3 separate regions of the Mus musculus genome follow, and all the other regions are linked to region 2. A link is a contact called in ENCODE Hi-C or POLR2A ChIA-PET data. All regions are on one chromosome and are shown on one strand. Each heading gives the region's core, a stretch centred on a gene start or an enhancer-like site at or near the end of the contact. The rest is flanking DNA. Distances are from core to core; before and after follow the strand shown.

What was found. Hi-C counts contacts between places; a loop is a spot of excess contacts on that map. ChIA-PET counts read pairs that join two places held with the same protein, here RNA polymerase II (POLR2A).
Region 1: a map of heart shows a loop between it and region 2 (2.9-fold over the local background). The contact joins the promoter of Faap24 here to the promoter of Lsm14a in region 2. A Hi-C loop is called at or near these places in 1 of 37 maps with a recorded cell type or tissue (heart). POLR2A ChIA-PET finds 5 or more read pairs at or near these places in 1 of 5 experiments (Patski).
Region 3: a loop to region 2 is called in a map of adrenal gland, with 5 times the contacts of the local background. The contact joins the promoter of Pdcd5 here to the promoter of Lsm14a in region 2. A Hi-C loop is called at or near these places in 5 of 37 maps with a recorded cell type or tissue (T-helper 17 cell, adrenal gland, regulatory T cell and 1 more).

The regions. Positions count from the first base shown.
Region 1 is chr7:35,395,017-35,398,281 of GRCm38, forward strand. Faap24 (Fanconi anemia core complex associated protein 24) reads right to left here and starts at 1,751. Exons shown (of 4, transcript NM_178643.5): 1 at 1,197-1,751; 2 at 221-360; 3 at 1-111. The coding sequence starts at 1,302. Cep89 (centrosomal protein 89) reads left to right here and starts at 2,047. Exons shown (of 19, transcript NM_028120.3): 1 at 2,047-2,190; 2 at 2,974-3,080. The coding sequence starts at 2,152.
Region 2 is chr7:34,388,294-34,391,414 of GRCm38, forward strand. It overlaps Lsm14a (LSM14A mRNA processing body assembly factor), which reads right to left and starts at 1,412. Exons shown (of 11, transcript NM_025948.3): 1 at 1,065-1,412. The coding sequence starts at 1,185. It overlaps Gm12764 (predicted gene 12764), which reads left to right and starts at 320. Exons shown (of 2, transcript NR_169160.1): 1 at 320-715.
Region 3 is chr7:35,645,901-35,649,154 of GRCm38, forward strand. Pdcd5 (programmed cell death 5) reads right to left here and starts at 1,582. Exons shown (of 6, transcript NM_019746.4): 1 at 1,406-1,582; 2 at 244-281. The coding sequence starts at 1,471.

The sequences.
Region 1 (3,265 bases), core at 501-3,000, 1.0 Mb after region 2:
TGGAAGCAGCACCATCCCAAGGTCTAGCACAGTAAACTTCTGGACTGCTGGGAAATACTGTTCACTCATCTGGGTCTTCTCAACTATTATGATCCCTTGAAGATGTGAGGACTTCAAAAGAGAAGAACACAGCTCTGGTAACACAGTTCAGAAAGCTATCACTCAGCGCTTGGGACGGTTGAAGAGAGGGGATGCTAGATTTTAGCACCTCGGTACTTACATTTCTAAAGCGAGCGAGTCTTTTTCTGTAGCCATGTCCGGCCACCAAATCTGCTTCAGTGACATAGAGAATGCAAGATTTGCTAGACAGGTAAAAATCTGCTGATGCCAGGCCCTCCTCAAAAATGAGTCTAACTTTTCCTAAAAAACAGACAAGAAAATTCGTTTTTAGAAATTTCAGGTTAACAAGGCAGCAACAATTGAAATGTACTTTTTGTGCGAAGATTCATTTTTTTAAATGTGTGTATATGTGTGTATGTGTGTGTTCGTGCATGAAGGTACCCTGAGAAGCCATGAGAGGGCATCAAATCTTCTGGAATTGGAATTACAGGCAGTAATGAACAGCTCAGTGAAAACAGATGGGGATCTAGCCATCTCTAGCCCCCACCCCGCTTTTTGTTGGTTTGAGACAGGGTTTCTCTGTGTAGCCCTGGTTGTTCTAGAACTCACTCTGTAGATGAGGCTGGCCTTGAACTCAGAGATCCTTCGGTCTCTGCCTCCCAAGTGCTGGGATTAAAGGTGTGACCCACCACCACCTGTCCTAAACCTCCTTTTTAATAAAATAAAACCCAAAGATTTATATGTAGGTTTTGCTCGCATATGTCTGTGCACATGTGCAAGCCTAGTGCCCCCAAAGGCCAGAAGAGGGAGGAGTCTGACTCCTTGAGCCACCATGTGGGTGCTAGGAATTAAACCACGATCCTCTGTAAGATAAGCCAGTCCTCGTAACCACGGAGCTCTCTCTCCAGTCCCCTTTCATTTTAGTCTATGTAACTATTTTGAGACAAGTTCTCATAGCCCAAGCTGGCCTTGAACTTGCTATGTAGCCCCAGGCTGGTCTCTAACGCAATGATTCTCCTACTTCAGTCTCAGGAGTGCTGGGATTGCAAAGGAACATCACCATACCCAGCATTTCTCTCACTCTCTCTTTTAACGTGCTGGGAAGAAAGGGGTATGACAGAAGACAGCTCACTGACCTTGCATCTCCTGAGCCAGTTGGGACCCGCGCCATTTTTCACTAGCCACAATATGTCCTAGTGGCACGTGGACCGGACCGGTCCCATCAGGCGGGTTCCTTTCCATCCGTGGTTTTGGTCTAAATGAGGAAAATGCAAGGTCTCACTAGAGCAGGCGCTGTTGCACACAGTTCTACACGAAGTCGGGACCTCTTTGACAGGATCTGTAGAGTGGATTTTCAGGCACTGAGCTACTTCAACCGAAGTCTGAATTCAAGAGATTATTTATTTTCAAAATAAGACTGGGTCTTCTTATCACGCTTGGCTCTGTACTGATAGTTGACTCCAGCTGGACTTGAACTCAGCAGCCCAAGTGCTAAAATGACAGCCGGGCGCCACTACCCCGAGCTAAACCCGGGAGATTTCTGTTTGAGTGACTCCGTCCCTCTTTGTAAGCACCTCCCTTAGCTCTGGTGTCCTAACAGGACGCTTACGGTGGCTCTTCCATTCGGTCCCTGTCCTTCTATTCGGTTCCTGTCCAGGGCTACAAAGGCAGGGAAGCTCACTGCGCCGGGGTCTAGAATCTCCGTGGACCTCACCTGAGGCCCTGCCACTTCCGGGTTCCCACAGCCCGGGAGCCCTCTTTAAAATTCTGACCGCCCTGGCCAGCGTTTTATTGGGTGATAGGTAAAAGATGGGCGTCTACTATAGCCAATAATCGAACGGAAGTCTCAGCTTGCTTCCTCTCTGGCTGGAATTTGAATGACGCCTTGCTGGGTTGTCAAGAGCAACGGGTGGCAGTAAAATTGACTCTGATAGGCTGAGACTCAAAACAGAGCCAATGTGAGACATGCTTGTTGTAAAGTCGGGGGTCCGCGGGAGCTAGGCTGTGGGGAGCTGTGCAGGCTGCGGGGTCTACCTTCCAGCTAGTCCAGCGCCTGGCGGCTCAACCCGCAGCCCTCAGCTCTCAGCCAGGATGCTCCTCAGCTTCCGCAGGAACCGCCGGAGCCAGTTCGTGAGTAGTTCCAGGCCTTCGAGTGCGGTTAAAAAAAAAAAAGATTTATTTATATGAGTGATCTATCTGCATGTATGCCTGCATAGCAAGAGAAGGTGTCAGATCCCATTACAGATGGTTGTGAGACAACATGTGGTTGCTGGCAATTGAACTCAGGACCTCTGGAAGAGCAGACCATGCTCTTAACCACTGAGCCATCTCTCCTGCCTTCATGTGCAGGTTTTAAAGACTGAGATAGGAGCGAGGCGGGATCGCTATCAGGGAGCATTAAATTCCAGAAACCCAGACTAAATGTTCCAAAGAACCCTTCATGTCCAGAGCCTGCCACAGACAGGAATCTTGGCCTCCCTGTCAGGATTCTCCTCTTAGCCGGGAGTTCACTCCTGTCTTGGAGAAAACTTCCCCCATGAGTTGATTCCTTTCCTATTTAGGGTATATTAGCCCAGCTCACTTAGTTAATCCTCTCTGGAAAAGCCCTCCCACAGACACCCAAAGGTGTGCTTCATTACACGGTAGGTATAGATTAGCCCAGTTCAGTTGACAATTGAAATCGGTCAGGAAAGCTGCCGTGAGCAGGGAGGTGTGAATGAATCGGATAGCCATGATGGTGTGCCCCAGTGAGTGCCCTTGCCTCACCAATGGGGATTGGGAACAGCGGCAGGTGTGTGTGTAAAGACTCTTGTGGGGCCGGATCCCTAGAGTGACCTCAGTTTGGGAGGTGATGGTGGCCCAGGAGCAAGGTGATCTTCTCCCGGTGACCTGCCTTGGGTTTCATTTGTGCAGAACCACATCATCCATGGCTTCCTCCCCGCAGCCAGCATCGCTCCGAAGCCAGCGGTGCCACGCACACCCCCTCCTCGGAGCCCCAACCCTTCTCCAGAGAGGCCCAGGTAAGTCCCAAGATGAGCAGCACCGAGGGTCACGCCCGTGCTTGACCATCAAGTCCTGAATCCTGGAACTGATCACACTAGCCAAAAGGCCACAAGTAGAGGGCTAGACTATTACGCTCTGTGGTTACCTCTGCTCAGAGATGCACTAATATGGCTTCTCTGAGCATCAGTGGACTTGTCTGGGG
Region 2 (3,121 bases), core at 162-2,661:
AGGTATAATTCAAGAAACTGAAACTGTTAAAAGAAGCATCTATAAAAAATGCTTTTAGATTTAGAATCTTGCTATCCCTAGGACCTTTTTTCCTAGCATACTTAGTTCTTAACAATTCTACTAGGTGTGGTAGGAAAATAGACCTCCCTGGTATCAGAAACTGTTATAAGACTTCCCCTAGGATCAGAAACTCAAGTTTATTTTCTTTGTGCCTTCCTGTCACTAGCACGCGTGAACGGAAACAAAACCCACAAATTGACTGTATCGACTGTACAGACTATGGGGTTGGGGTAAGTAGGGGGGGATCCCCTTCCACACAACTTCCTCTCCCCAAGTACAGCGGAGTCGGTCAGCGCCCCGATAGTACTCGCTCTGAAGTGTGTACAAGAGTCCCGGATCATCAAAACTTAAACTTTCCTTTCTACCAGGGTTCCAGAAAATTGGCCCATGGGGACAGCAAGCAAGCATTTTAACGCGCACCCTTCGGTTGCATAAGAATTCCGGCATAACAGGTAACAATCACAGAGGAGACAAACGGGATGCGATCGACTGGACGGTACGAAACGGCCTTTCGAGATCACAAGTCTGCGGCGCAAACCCAAAGTTTGGAGCACACTCCTTAGGAGTTCACTCGACAACCGTCGCCACCGACCCAGACGAAGAACGCTGAGAAAATGGGTGCCCGAGGAATCAACACATCCGCATTCATCTCGAGGTAGGCGTCAAGATTCTTCGACTCCTCCGGCTTTGTTCGGCGCTTCCGAAGAAGGAACGACCGAATTTCGGTCTTGGAAGCCGCGAACCTGGGTGTGTTCTCCGGCTGGTTCCCGGGACTTTAGCATCGCCCCGCCCCGGGCGCCGCGCACTCGTTCCCCGGATGGAAGGCGCGGAGCTTCGGGGGAAAGGAAGCAGCCCGGGGAGCCCGGGGAGGCCGCAGCCCGGCCCTTGTCGCTTGGGGGCCGGGAGGGAGCGAGGCCCGTGAGGACCGCAGAGGGAGAAGAGCGCGAGGGCGGCGGGGCGCTCTACCCGCGCCCCCCAAAACCCCGAGGCCCGCCCCGCCGTACCTTTGGCGAGGGCTACCGTGGAGTTCTCGGTGTCGATGGTGTAGAGGATGCCCTCGTAGCGGATCTCCGCCTTGGAGATGAGGCTGATCTTGCTGCCGATGTAAGGGGTGCCCCCGCTCATGGCGCCGCCGCCGTCGCCCGCCGCTCGCACTCAGTCAGATCCCGCGCTGCGCCCGCCGCTCCGCCCGCCCGCCCGCTCGCTCGCTCCCTCCGTCGGCGCCTCACAGCAGCCGCCTCAGAACCAACATGGCGGCCGCGCCGGCTCCGCTTACCCTCCCCCAGCCTCCCGCCCTCAAACCGCGGCGCGGCGGCGGCGGCGGCGGCAGCAGCGGCGGCGGCGCAGGGCATGCCGGGAGGGCGAGGCGGCGTGCTTTCTCGCGAGACTCGCCGAGCTCACGGACGGTCCCGGGCTCTTTCCGCGGCGGCCCAGAGCGCTTGGCTTGCGCTCCCGACGTGGAAGGTTTTCACGGCACCTAGATGTCGCGGGAAGACTAGACGAGGGCCCATCCCGCCTGGTGATGCTGACTGCGGCCTCTGCCATTTCTAGGCGGGCTGCACTTTGGTACGAGCCCAGAGTCTTTGTAAGCGGTCGCCTCCCAGCTCCGGAGCCGCTCTCCGCGGGCCACGGAACTCTCACTGTAAACGCCAGAGCAGCCATCTTCGCCTGAGGAGTCTCACACTCCAAGGGCTGCCGCTCCGGGAGGCTCTGGGACTCTGTCCCCCAAACTGAGTCCAACCCTTTTTATGCGGCTTGATCCGTGTCCTAGCTTTCAAGATGTTCCCGGTCACTAACTATGCAAGAAACACCAGTCCAAGTGTTTCTCTGCCGCTTTGATCACTTAATGTCAGCTCCACTTTCTTAATAACGATCATCTCTCCGATCGGATACCAAATTGGCATCTTAAAACTTTGCATCCAGAGATGTAACTCTTCGGTTTTACTCCAAACTCGTCCCTCTAGCTTGTTCTCGGAGGTAACTATGAACCGGGAACGTTTGCTTAGTAGCTAAGACCCCAGTCCTGGATTGTCTTACACCTCCACACCTGTCCTAACTATAAATCTTGTCTGTTCAGGCTGGACCGTCTCCATCCGTACAGCTCTATATAACGCCTCAGTTACCCTGGCCAGAGTTGTTGGCAGTAGCTCCCGAAGAATTCTATTTCTCTTACCCCTACTAGGTTTTTCTTAACACAGCAGTCAGGGGGAATCATGTTCAAGTAGCAAGAGATTTTGGACTTTTGTTCAACTCAAGATAACATCCGTCTACTCAGTGCGCTCCACAGGTTACATTTTACACAAGGTGAAAACCAGACTTCCTAGTTTGGCTTATGAGGGCATGGATGATTTAATTTGTTGTTACACAGCTCCATACTGTTCCAAGCATCCCTTCTTCTCACAGCTTCCACAGTTCATTATACTCTGCTCAAAGCTGCCCTAAGAGGTGATGTATTTACAAAACTACAGTAGATCTCGCTTTACACCCCTCTTCTTGCCTTGCTCCCTCCCTACCCCCCATCGCATTTGTCTATTTAGTCATAAGTGTTTGTCTCCCTTCTTGGCTAGAATGCAAATATTTTGAGGAAGGGTTTCTGGTTTTAGACACTGTTTGCATCATCCTTGGGGCCAAGTGTAGCAACCGGCCCAGGACAGCTGCTCGGTAGACATTTGCTGCAAGAGTGAACAACTGGGATAAGAGCCGAACACAGGCAGCAAGTAGGATGTCTGGTGCGCTGAGCCAATGCATGGTGATTATCTGCGTGTTCCGGGAAAGCAGGAGAGAAGATTGATGAGCTGAGCTGTGACTGGTGCCCAGTGGCTTCAAGGGGGTCCCTGCTTCAGCATACAGTCATTATTTGGTGTGCAAATCTGCGTTTGGAGTCTTCCCTTTGTAGGTCTCAGACCAATGTTGCCTTCTCTTCCATAGTGAACACATTCTTTCCCTTGTCAGTTTCTATAAACTGATGATACCTAACTCTCAAATTTACATCTCTCACATCTCCTGGCTTCACACATACCAACCACATCACTGCCATCTCTGTTGGGTTTATTCCATGGTG
Region 3 (3,254 bases), core at 332-2,831, 1.3 Mb after region 2:
TAGAATCCCTATGAGGTTATTTACTGTTGGGCTTAGGCAGAACTTCAAAGTGAGGTCTTACTGGAACTCCGTGGGTATTTACTGAATCAGACTAAAAAGGGAATTACCTTCAAGCAGGCTTAGTAGAAAATCACTAGGTTCTGAGATTCACTAAGAGTCACGGACCAATTCCAACTACTAAATAAAAGCCAAAAGCTCAATCTATGAAACCACTCTTCCAGAAAGTTCTAGTTCCAGCCCTACCTTTGCTTTGCTTCCTGTTGGGCTGCATCACCAGGATCCTGAAAAAAAAATAATTTTTACCTTTTAATGGAGTGGAACTTCAAAAGAAGAGAGAAGAACACATGGGTCAGGGAAAGGTGGGGTGAGGCACATTTGTCACCATAGTTAGCACTTAGGAGACACAAGAATCTCAAGTTACCGGCCAGCCTGGGCTATAAACAGAGACCGTATTCAAAATAAAGTAAAATACCAAATAAATGAAAACAAAAATAAAGGGCTTATTCGATATTCTTTCTGCTATAATAGGTTCCCGAGGTGGAAACTGGACCTCACCAAAAAAAAAAAAAAAAAAAAAAAAAAAAAATCAATAAGTCAGTTTCCATTTGCAATGTTGTGTTCGTTTTATTAAATAAGGGCTGAGGGTGGAACTCAGGGAAGAGAGGGTGTTGTGTATGCTAGGTAAGCACTGTGGCCCAGGCTAACCCCCACTCCCAGCCCCACATTTCCCAAGCGTCTCAAGTCACAATCTAAAAGAATGTTTGAGAACGCACACATTCCTGAAAAGGCCCCGGTATCATGGAGCCCTATTTTTAACCAGTGAGAAGACTGGAAAAAAGAGACCCTGGCTTGGCACGAAAGATGCTGGCTCAAAGGCTCAAATGCTTGCCACTGAGGTCACCCACCACCACTAGCGTTTGTCCCAAGGCAAGTTTACAACCCGCTACTCCCTCCTAGCCGGCACCGCAGGGGCTGAGCACCATCTCTGGAGTCCGCGGTTCGACTCCCGCCCGGGGAGGCGCTGTCAGAGCGGCGTCCTCCGCACCAGAGCTCAGAGGATCCCCCTCTACACAGCGCGGGCTTCCGGTCGGCAAGACCCCCCCCAATCCGAGGACACCCCAATCCCGGCGAGGATCGCCTGAGGCTCGACGGCAGCGAAAACCGAGACTTGGGGGGTGGGGTGGGGGGTGACTCGAAGGCGCGCACACCCCAACCCGCACAAGCCTCACGCGGGACCCTACGGCAGCCGAGGAGGCGGCGGTGACCTCCGGGGACACCCCCATCCCCGTGGGCACACACACGTTGCCATGGGGTACGCGGAAGCCGGGGTCCCACGAGCAAACGCCGAGAGCCTGTGCCTGGGGCGAGGGCGTCACCTCGCCCGCCCGCCCGCTCGCTCACTCACTCCATGCTTGGCCTGCAACTCGGCCAGCCTCTGCTTCCTCAGCGCCTCAAGTTCTTCGTCCGCCATGGCGCGGCTGTCCCACGTCGCGCAGGCGCAGCGGCCGTCGGGGGTCGCGCAGCCGCAGCCGCCCTCCGGTACACTCGGTTGGAATCGCTTCGGCCGGAGACTCGAGCCCGGCGCCTTCGACTGCGCAGACGCGAGTGATGCTCAGGCATCAAAAGTCGAGTGCCGAGTTGGGGCTGCCGGGCCTCGGCCAGGGTGCCTTGCAGAGGACCGATCCTGCGATGGGAAAAGGGGCAGAACCTCTAAGAGGGCGCTTGTGGGTTCCCAGGCTCTGAACTGCGCGTTAACACGCCCCACCCTAATGATTCCTAGGACTGGCAATGGCGCAGTTCTGCAAGGTGTAAACTCCTTAGTCGACGCCCTGTCTGCTTTACCCCAACCCCCAAGGGCCTTTGCTGAGAAGATGCTGTGTGTGTGAGTGTGTGTGTGAACTATGGCAATACACACACACACACACACACACACACACACACCCTGATTTTGGAGTGAGGGTCCCAGTAAGGGATGGAGTGGGTGGAAAAAAAAACTGCTCAATTCTCCAATCCTGTGACTTGCTTATGGTATATGTATTTTAATTTTTCCAAATACATCTAACCATTTTCATTATATATATATATGGAGGTAAGGGATGAGTGAGCCTGAGGAGACAAACATTGGACCCCTGGAGTTGGAGTTCCAAGCAACTGTGAGTCACCTGATATTGGGTTGAGAATCGAATTCTGGTGCTCTGGAAGACTAATACACACTTTTAACCACTGAGCCATCCCTCTAGCCCATATACCTACATCCACCCTGTTGAGCAATGGCTACTCTCTATAAATTTTTCATCATTACAAACTGGCACCCACTCACTAAATAGAAATTATTTATTATCCCTGGTTCCCATTACAAAACAATGTTCTGTCTGTATAAAATTGCCTATTCAAGCACTATTTATTTATGGCTGGCATATTTGACCAATCATATACCACCTTCAAGTTTTTTATCCATGTTGTACCATGAGACAGAACTTCATTCTTGATTGGATTTGGTGGGTGTGTGCCTTTAAAGTCGGCCAATCCAGGGGCGTCTGAGGCAGGAGGATCTGGAATTGAAGACCAGCTTGCCATTACATAGTGAGACTTTGGCTCCAACCAAACAAGCTCTCCCCTCCCCCATTTCATTATTTCCTGGCTGAACATATTTACTGTACAAAGCACATTAGATGTATTCATCAGTTTAACCTTGTTCACTTTTTGCTTAGTGTGAGTAAAGCCACTATCAATGCATGTGTTCAAATGCCTGCCTGCAATCCTGCCTTCAGTTATTTTAAATATGTATCTATGGATGGAATTGCTGTGTTAGGGACTGTGGTGGTTTGAAAGAAAATGGCCCCCAGAGGCTCTTAGGGAGTGGCACAGTTAGGAGGTGTGCCTTGTCGTAGGTGTGTCTCGGTTGGAAGGAAGTGTTTTTCTGGGACTCTGAGGTTTCAAGTGTGCTCACGCCATAGTGTTACTTTCCCTGCTGCTCGCCTATTGATGCAGAACTCTCAGCGACCTCTCCTGTACCATGCCTGTCTGCACTACACCATGCTCCCTGCCACGATGATGATGGACTAAACTTCAGAACCTATAAGCCAGCCCCAATCAAATGCCTTCCTTTATAAGAGATGCCGTGATCATGGGGTCTCTTCACAGCAATAGAAATCCTAAACCAGACAGTTGCTTTTCTACTACTGTGATACAATACCATGACCAAGGCCATTAATAAAAGAAAGCTTTTAATTTGGAGCTCACAGTTCCAGAGA